Linked DNA regions of Homo sapiens: region 1 is linked to region 2. Evidence: chromatin loops called from intact Hi-C (ENCODE). Cell type or tissue: OCI-LY7. All regions are shown on one strand.

Region 1 (5,000 bases), 130 kb after region 2:
GTGGGAATTTACAAAGGTTATAAAGCCATTTGAAGATTTACAAATGAATGTTCTGATAAGTTTTAATAAAAATTGAATTTTCTTTTGCTGAAATTATTAATGATATAATTCAGAAATATAGCCTATTTAAAACAAAACTTGATTCCCTTGCCTATAATTATAAATTACATTATTTTTCTTCCTTGAGGTCCTACTAGTAGAGATAGAAGTTCTCCTCCCCCAGGTTACATTCCAGATGAATTACACCAGGTTGCCCGGAATGGGTCATTCACTAGTATCAACAGTGAAGGAGAGTTCATTCCAGAGAGCATGGACCAAGTAAGCAAAAGTTTGATTTTTTAAATTTAATTTAAAGAGATGTTGTCAGGGTCAGTGTGATTTGGCACGTAACTGGGTGTGTGTGTGTATTATCTCTTCTCTAATTACATATCTTCTTAACTGAACAAAATAGAAAAAATATAGGAAAATGCCCATTAATTTACATGTGCCTGTATAAAGAAAGCTGGAATACAGCTGGTTTTATATTGCTCAATAAGTGAATGAATGAGAGTGAGTGAATGATAATGCATTTGCTTTGTAATTTAACAGCCAGATTTTTTTTTTAAACATTTGAAAGATAGAATGAAACTACAAATATTTACCTTTGTGAAACTGAGGTTTGTGAACTTTCTGAAACATTTAAAAAATACTTCAATTTTATAGTATTAAAATGTTTTCATGGAGTTGCTGTTATTCCCTTAACATTGCATTGCATCGCATTATATGTTCACACTATTATAGTAGTTTACATTTTCTAATAATGTAATAGTCATAGTGTCATTAGTCTCAGTTTGGGTGGGGCCATTGTTCAGTTTTCAGTAAGCAAAATAGTGTGAAATATTGTAGCTTTTAATTATTTAGTCAATAGTCTATAGAGAAAGAATATTTTTCTCTTAGGAAATTTTGAAGTCGTGGCTTGCTTACAAGGGACATTTGAAAATGAGTAACTCTGGAGAGTGACCACTATTGAGTATGGAATTGTTCTAAAATTGTGAGTGAGGGTTGCACAACTCTCAGTATTCTAAAAGCCTTGACTTGTATACTTTAAATGGGTGAATTTTATGTTACATGAAGTATGTCTAATTAAGGCAGGTTTTTTTAATAAGCAACTTTTGGTTATATCAAATTGAATCATGGTGGAACTCCTTTTTTTCCTAGATGCTGGATCCATTATCTTTAAGCAGCCCTGAAAATTCTGGCTCAGGAAGTTGTCCATCACTTGATAGTCCTTTGGATGGGTAATGTTTATCGTAGTTTTTGGAGGGTTTATTTGTTTATTTGAGACAGAGTTTTGCTGTCACCCAGGCTGGAGCGCAGTGGCGTGAATGCGGCTTACTGCAGCCTTGACCTCCTTGGCTCCATCAGTCCTCCCACCTCTGACCCCCGAGGAACTAGGACCAAAGGCATTTGCTATTAATACCACATCTGGCTATTTTGTTTGTATTATTTGTAGAGATGGGGGTCTCACTTTGTTACCCAGGCTGATCTTGAACTCCTGGGCTCAAGCGAACCTCCTGCCTTGGTCTCCTAAAGCGCTGGGATTACACACATGAGCCACCATGCTCAGCTTACTGTAGTTTTCTTTTTTAATAGATATGAGTAAATATTCATACAGATAGAATGTTGAATTATCAGTAACTTTTTTGTGCTACATTCAGAGGAATAGAATTGGTACTTGTGTATGATGACGGCAGATGAATTTTTGCACAGTGTGGATAAATCCCTTTACCTCATGGGACTCAGTATCTTTGTTAGTTAAAAGGAAATCTGATTATAATAGTTTGAGTATTCCTGCTTGTCAAAATTGTGTGTTTGAAGGCAAATCAAATTTAGAATTTATGTACATTTACTTTTAAAACTGTGTTTATGAAAAGTGCTATCAACTTTTACATTAATATGTTTGGTTTTGGAAATTTCCTGAGTTATTTCACCTGTTCAGGATTATGTTCATTCTGGCACCAGATTAGAAATAATTTAAATTCTTGGAAATTGTAGCCCACTGTGTCACATTGGTACATGTAGGCAAAAATTTAAGTACTTTTGTGAAAAAGCTGTTCAGGAATATGAGCAGGATAAAGTTGCAAAATGTGAATTTTTTGTTACACGTGCTCCCCCTCCTGGTCTCAATAGGACAGTATTCTTGGTAATCCTCTCTGGAATTGCTTTATGAAAGCAAATTCTGAAAAAAATAACTAATATTGCGTGGGAATGCACATTTAAGTTTCTTTTATCCATGTATATGAAATTTCTGTCTGTGTCAATGTCTATCTTAAGGTAGACATTTAAGAAATTCAGGGAAGTAGTAACGAGAAAGCTATATATTTGAGTACTTACCATTTGCAAAACACTATCCTGGATACCTTACTTATGTACACTTGAATAGTTGGAAATTATCTTTTTTGTTGATGCAGAAGGGTGATTTGCCAAGGTTACATAGTTAAGTGGCAGAGCTTGGATTGAAACACAGTGCTTAGAAACACCTAATGATTCCAAAATACGTCATTCTTCCACTGTACTGTAAGGTTAATTTTAAGTCATGCTCTTTGCCTACATGTACCAAGTAAGTGTAGTTTTTCTTTTTTAGGTATGCTAACCTTTCAAAGTGAGCTCCTTTACACAAACACATACAGAGAGGCACAGATAGATATAGATATTGCTCAAAGATTTTCTTTTTAATGTCTTACGTTCTTTCTGTAAACTTAATGTGATGTTTTTTCTTTATAGAGAGAGCTATCCAAAATCACGAATGCCTAGGGCTCAGAGCTACCCAGATAATCATCAGGAATTTTCAGGTTAGACTTTATAAATTCTAAATGTTTAAATGTTTATGTCATTGGATAATGTTTTGGCTGGGAGGGAGAGGGGGGATTTTTGAAAAGTCAAATAAAGATTTATAAATGTGCTTTTCATCATTAGAAATATTTAACTTTTTTTTTTAAATAAAAGATAACCATCTTATATGTCTTAACAGACTATGATAACCCTATCTTTGAGAAATTTGGAAAAGGAGGAACATATCCAAGAAGGTATCATGTTTCATATCATCATCAAGAGTATAATGATGGTAAGTTTCTAGCAATTAGACCACAAGAATAGTTAAAAAATCTCAACAACAAAAATAAATACAAAAATTTTTTAAAACCTCATATTTGTGTTAATACCATTAGAAAAATATGAGGAATTGTGTTATAACAAAAGTATAATGGGCATTTTGGCTTTATGACAACTTATAAGACTTGGTTATCCCTTAAAAGAAAATGAATAATTTTTTGTTTTAAGAGACAAGGTTTTGTTGCCCAGGCGGGAGTGCTGTGGCATGATCTTAGCTCACTGTAACTTTAAATTCCTGGGCTCAAGTGATCTTCCTGCCTTGGCTTCCTGAGTTCAGGTGTGTGCCATTACAGGCATTTGCCATCACACCCAGCTAATTAAAAAATTTTTTTTGTAGAGACAGTGTCCCACCATGTTGCCCAGGCTGGTCTTGAAGTCTTGGGCTCAAGCGGTCCTCCTGCCTCAGCCTCCCAAAGTGCTGGGATTACAGGTGTGAGCCACTGCACTTGGCCAAGAAGGAGTAATTTTCTTTCTTTCTTTTTTTTTTTTCCCCTGAGACAGAGTCTCACTCTGTTCTGTCACCCAGGCTGGAGTGCAGTGGCATGATCTCTGCTCACTGCACCCTCCACCTCCTGGGTTCAAGCGATTCTCACCTGGCTAATTTTTGTATTTTTAGTAGAGATGGGGTTTTGCCATGTTGGCCAGGCTGGTCTCAAAACTCCTGATCTCCAGTGATCCACTTGCCTTGGCCTCCCAAAGTGCTAGGATTACAGGCGTGAGCCACCGTGCCCGGCCTAATTTTTGTATTTTTAGTAGAGATGGGGTTTTGCCATGTTGCCCAGGCTGGTCTCGAACTCCTGGGCTCAAGTGATCTGCCTGCCTTGGCCTCCCAAAGTGCTGGGATTACAGGCATGAGCCACTGCACCCATCCAAAAGGAGTAACTTTTAAATGATATTAGAAAATTACTCTTTGATGATGAGATTGATACTTACATCATCCCTTTAAGAAAAAAAATTACTGGCCAGGTGCGGTGGCTCATGCCTGTAATCCCAGCACTTTGGGAGGCCGAGGCGGGTGGATCACCTGAGGTCAGGAGTATGAGACCAGCCTGGCCAACGTGATGAAACCCCGTCTCTACTAAAAATACAAAAAATTAGCTGGGCATGGTGGTGGGCGCCTGTAATCCCAGCTACTTGGGAGGCTGAGACAGGAGAATCGCTTGAACCCTGGAGGCGGAGGTTGCAGTGAGCCGAGATTGTACCACTGCACTCCAGCCTGGGCAACAAGAGTGAAACTCCATCTCAAAAAGAAAAGAAAAAAATTACTACCTGTGAACTTCTGCATCTTTGTTTTAGATTTTAAAATCATTATTGGAAATGAGAGTAAATTTTTTTCCTCCTTTTTATCCAGAAGTGAGGAGGTTCCTTTTTAAGATGTGTGTGTGTATGTTTCTGTGTGCACACTCATACATGTTTTATCATAAGAGATTATTTGAATTTGTATTCAGATCCTGTTTATTTTTTCCCACCCAATCATTCCTATTTGAGTTTCTTAGCCTAGTCACAGGACAAATTTCTATTCTCTACATTACAAATTTTAAATACTTTAAAAGTATAACATATTAATAAAAGGTATAAGGTCATTCTCTTTTCATTTTTTAGGTCGTAAAACTTTTCCAAGAGCTAGAAGGACCCAGGGGACCAGCTTACGGTCTCCTGTGAGTTTCAGTCCTACTGATCATTCCTTAAGCACTAGTAGTGGAAGCAGTATCTTTACCCCAGAGTATGATGATAGTCGAATAAGAAGAAGGGGAAGTGACATAGACAATCCTACTTTGACCGTAATGGACATCAGCCCACCCAGCCGTTGTAAGTAATAGAACTTGGTATAGTGAAATGTAGAGCAGAAT
Region 2 (5,000 bases):
TTCCCCAGAATCTCCATCTTCCGATAGTGGTCCCCACCTGTGTCATTGTTAGAGGCTGTCACTACTGGTCACGTTCCAGGGTGAACCCAGCCTGTCTTATTGCTCTGTAATCCATCTTCCTGTGGAATGTGGTAATTAGCATGTTAATGAGCTCACAAGGAAACAGTGTTGCAAGAAGAGAGGTTGTTTAGCCGGATGCAGTTGCTCATGCCTGTAATCCCAGCACTTGTGGAGGCTAAGGCAGGAGGATTGCTTGAGTCCAGGAGTTTGAGACCAGCCTAGGAAACATAGAGAGGTTGATATCTGCAAAAAAAAGTAAAAATTAGCTGAGCCTGTGGTCCCAGCTACTTGGGGGCTGAGGTGGGAGGATCACCTAAGCCTCCAGGGGTTCGAGGCTGCCAGACCCTGTCTCAAAAAAATACAATTCATTTAGGGAATCAGGACAATCCTAGGATGAAATGCAGACTGTGACAAAAGAATCCAGCCATATGAAACCAGCTCTCTGAGAAAGGGTGGGGGTGAGCCTGTGGACTTCGCACCCCTGCTTGAACTAAGTGAGCTGTGACAGGCAGTAATCCTTCCATGCCCCGCCTCAGCGGTAAGGTAGCATGTTTACCACCTGCACCACGAGGGGAAAGTTCACCCCTGGCACCCACCAATAGCGTGAAAGACTTGGGCTTGTTCCGTGAGTTACATAGTGACTGAGGAGATCCATTCCAATAATGGGGTGCACATTGTAGCAAAACCAGGCCAATACTAACAGTTAAGTGGGTAATTATCCCTTTAATTAATCCTCCCAAACCATTCCCCTTGGAAGGATTACAGCCTGTCACGCTGACTTAGTTCAAGCAAGGGTACAAAGTCCACGGATCCCTTTAAAGCATGAGCATTTCCTGTAATATGAGATTTGGTCACCCAGTGTTGTTTATTTTTTGGAGTCCAGATTACTATTTTTTTTTTTCTTTTGAGACGGAGTCTTGCTCTTGTCATTCAGGCTGGAGTGCGATGGCGTGATCTCGGCTCACTGCAACCTCCGCTCTTGGGTTCAAGCAATTCTCCTGCCTCAGCCTCCTGAGTAGCTGGGACGACAGGTGCCTGCCACCACACCCAGCTAATTTTTGTATTTTTAGTAGAGATGGGGATTCACCATGTTGGCCAGGCTGGTGTCGAACTCCTGACCTCCAGTGATCCACCTACTTCTGCCTCCCAAAGGGCTGGGATTACAGGCATGAGCCACTGCGCCCTGCCCAGATTACTATTAACGTGGAGAAAGGTAAAAGGGCGATTGTCTACCAGAAGGGTCTGTTTTCCATGAACATGGACCACTGGATCCGTATGGGGGACACGGCCAGATATGAAGGAGGGGCTGTTTCCAGAGGAGACACCTGCTGAGAATTGTCGTCTAACCCTAGTAATTATTGGAACTGTTAAACCAATTTACTAGAGATCATCCAATCTTGAGCGCCCCCCTCCTTAGGATCCAAAGTAACCTTTCTTGTTCATTGCAGGGTTCACATTTAAGGAGATGCCTGGCTGTAGGAAGCTTGTCTGGCTTAGGAGAGGGGAAGTCTTACTGTTCATAGTAATTTGGATTTAGGCCAGGTAGGGTGTTGTTTGTAGAATTCATGGGCAGCACTCTGAGTTTGTCTTTTCTAAGTTTCCAGTAAGTCCAGGCAGCTATGGCCCCTTGAATTGTCTTAGTATTAGTATCATTGCCCCTGAAGAGGACTTTGTCGGAAGCTCTCCTAAGAAACAAGCAGATGGAGTCAGGACTCCCTTAAGCTGCTCAGGGCTTGCCACACCATTGTGTTGCATTCAGCCTGTCGTCTGATAAGCCCACTTCTACATCCCCAGCTGACCAAGACCTTTGGCCTCAGCTAACATTTTCCATTGACAGTCTGCCCAAACCCTTAAGACCCTATGCTAACATAGGGTCAGCAGCCTTCCAAGCCTTAAAAATCCCCATCAACAAGGTATCTGTGGGCCAGGGTCCAAAGCCTTCGCTGGGGGTCATTCCCACCTTCCTCACTAATTGTGCAGGATGCTTTTGCAGGGACACCATTTTTCCATTCCATACTGGGGCAGCCAGCCATTGAGTTTCAGCCCTTTAGGTGGAGCTCCCTCCCCGCCAGAACACTCTAGACAGCCAGCCAGCCCCTTTGTCTTTGGTTCCTGGGTTAGGAGAAACAGGGCCACAGGGCGAGAGAGAAGATGTTTTCTCCTCCAGGCAAGAGTTGTCCCCTCCTTCTTGGTCCTCCCTTTTTGTCTTCTCAGTTGTTATTACTTTGCTGTGGTCACCGGCAAAGCAGATGGTGGATTGATTGCCACTTATCACTGTCATGGTGCTGTCACTCTGCCTTTCCTCTAGAGGACACCAGTCCTCTTCCACAGGGTCCTACCCTCAGGCTCTTCCTTCCTGGGAGTTCAAGCCCCTGCCTCCTGTCCAGCGGCATCCTGGTAAGAAGCAATAGAGCTTGACCCGTGTTTCGTGGTTTGGAGCACCTGTTCAGTAGGACAGCCACCATCTTCAGAGTCCTGCGAGGGTCAGGGATATGACCTTCCTTGTCTTTAGTCACTTTAAGTAATGCTTTAGCTGGCTTAGCACAAGGGTTGGGCACAGCAGGTCCCAGCAGCAGAGGTATCGCTCCAGCTGTGCTTAGGAGACCAGCCTTGGCCTGATGTCTCTGCCTTGTCAGTTCATTCACCTGCTATCACAGTCTCCAGGGATGAGGGCATCCTCTTCTCTAAGAGTTCCCTAAACCAACAGGACACTGTTAGGGAGTCAGGGGTAGTCTGCTCTCAGTGCAGGTACATGCCATCCTCCCCTTTTACTATTCAAGCCCAAATGTCTTATAATGTCCAGCAACTGCCTAGTGGAGGACTCAGGCGGGTGGACTGACCTCCCTCCTGGGCAACCCCAAACCTCCCGCCCCAAAGATCAGTTCCAGTGTGTGGGTTCATTCAAATACTGGTGCTACCACTTGCCCAAGCTAATGAGTGTCTGGGGGAAACCAAACAAATATAGAGTGCCATAGAGCACACAGCAGTGCTATACAAACTGAGTGGAAAGCTTCCAAATTCTGAGTTCCAACCACTTGGGACTGTCCAGGATTCTTTTGCCAATTGATTGTCCTACTGGCTGGGCGGCCCCCATATCAATTTCTTAACCATTTCCAAAACCCTCCCCTTTCTTCACCACCCCTTGTAGCGAGTTCAAGGGATTTTGGGACTGGCTGGGCACAGTGGCTCATGCCTGTAATCAGAGCACTTTGGGAGGCCGAGGCAGGAGGATCACTTGAGGTCAGGAGTTCAAGACCACCCTGGCCAACATGGTGAAACCCCGTCTCTACCAAAAATACAAAAATTAGCCAGGCATGGTGGTGCACGCCTGTAATCCCAGCTACTCAGGAGGCTGAGGCAGGAGAATCGCTTGAACCCAGGAAGCAGAGGTTGCAGCGAGCTGAGATCATGTCACGGTACTCCAGCCTGGGTGACAGAGTGAGACTCTGTCTCAGAAACAACAGGGGGATTTCAGGACTGACCAAGAAAAAAAGATCTGACCATTACTTAGCAATAGCAAACGATGAGCTTTATTTGGCAACACTTTGACAGGGTGGCATGTAAGGGAAGTCCCATGAGGGACGAGGCCATCCAGAGGTTACAGCCCCAGGATAGCCACTCAGAAGTACCGGAGGGTAGGGGACTCAAGGAGGAGGGGACTGCCAGGGAGGGGCTTATGTGTCAGATGACGTGACTGAGCAGCACCATGTATCTGGATCCAATTTCTGAAGGGCAGCTGCGGCTTGGAATCTTGTACTACCAGGTTTATTTTGTCTGTGGCTAGCAGATGTTGGGTGCAGTTTCATGGGGCATGCAAAGCAGACAGGCTCTAAATGGCTAAAAATTAGTTTATATGGGCTACGTTTGAAGCTATTGGATGTGTCAAACTTTGAGTTTGGTGCCTGTGGATTTTTGAAATCTGCCCTGAAGAAGTAAACAATAGAGGGGCAACACAGAGAAGCTATCTGACTCATTAATACAGCACTGCCTGATCAGGAAACAGAGGACACAAATTAACAATATCAGGAGGCCGGGCGCAGTGGCTCATGCCTGTAATCCCAGCACTTTGGGAGGCCGAGGCAGGCGGATCACGAGGTCAAGAGATCGAGACCTCCTGGCCAACATGGTGAAACCCCGTCTCTAATAAAAATGCAAAAATTAGCCAGGCGTGGTGGCATGTGCCTGTAATACCAACACTTTGGGAGGCCGAGGCGGGTGGATCACGAGGTCAAGAGATGGAGATCATCCTGGCCAGTGTGGTGAAACCCCGTCTCTACTAAAAATACAAAAATTAGTTGGATGTGGTGGCGGGCGCCTGTAGTCCCAGCTACTCAAGAGGCTGAGGCAGGAGAATCACTTGAACCCTGGAGGCGGAGGTTGCAGTGAGCCGAGGTTGCACCACTGCACTCCAGCCTGGCGACAGAGCGAGACTCTGTCTCAAAACAAAAGATCAGGAATAAGAGAAGGAATATCACTATTCTGTATATATTGGACAAAAAATATTATGAAAAACTTTATGCCAGTAAATTTGACAACCTAAACAAATTCCTTATAAAACACAAACTACTAAAGCTAACTCAAGAAGAAATAGCCTGAATATGCCTATATGTATTTTTAGAAACTGAATTTGTAGCTAAAAACCTTCCCACAAAGAAAACTACAAACCAAGATGTCTCTACTAGAGAATTCTAAACGTTTAAGGAAGTCATATGGTTTGGAAATGAGGAATAAACCAGTCTTTATTCACAAACAACATGATTATGTAGAAAATATGGAACCTGCAGAAGAATTCTTAGAACTAATAAGTTAGTTTAGCATAGTTGCAGGATACAATGTCAATAGCAAAATTCAGTCATATGTCTGTGAACTAGCAACAAGCAATTGGAAATTAAATGTTTAAAAAATAGCATCTCAGCAAGGAGACAGGCTGAAGAAAAAAA

What was found. Hi-C counts contacts between places; a loop is a spot of excess contacts. Peaks named below come from ENCODE experiments on the same cell type or tissue, not always from the same donor. Only the 100,000 strongest peaks of a DNase experiment are listed, where the experiment ranks them.
Region 1: it touches region 2 in a loop (10-fold over the local background); 7 of 110 quality-filtered maps call a loop at or near these places.

What each region holds. Positions count from the first base shown.
Region 1 is chr2:127,322,005-127,327,004 of GRCh38, reverse strand. MAP3K2 (mitogen-activated protein kinase kinase kinase 2) reads left to right here. Exons shown (of 17, transcript NM_001371910.2): 8 at 188-318; 9 at 1,198-1,277; 10 at 2,764-2,831; 11 at 3,011-3,103; 12 at 4,753-4,959. Among named protein-coding and RNA genes, the nearest start is that of ERCC3, 30 kb to the right of the region's middle. In OCI-LY7, CTCF peaks have their summits at 1,924 and 2,152 (motif pointing left); a DNase peak (open chromatin) is centred at 2,144.
Region 2 is chr2:127,450,927-127,455,926 of GRCh38, reverse strand. It overlaps LOC124907884 (a long non-coding RNA gene), which reads right to left and starts at 268. Exons shown (of 2, transcript XR_007087229.1): 1 at 38-268. In OCI-LY7, CTCF peaks have their summits at 2,091 and 2,290; DNase peaks (open chromatin) are centred at 2,126 and 2,386.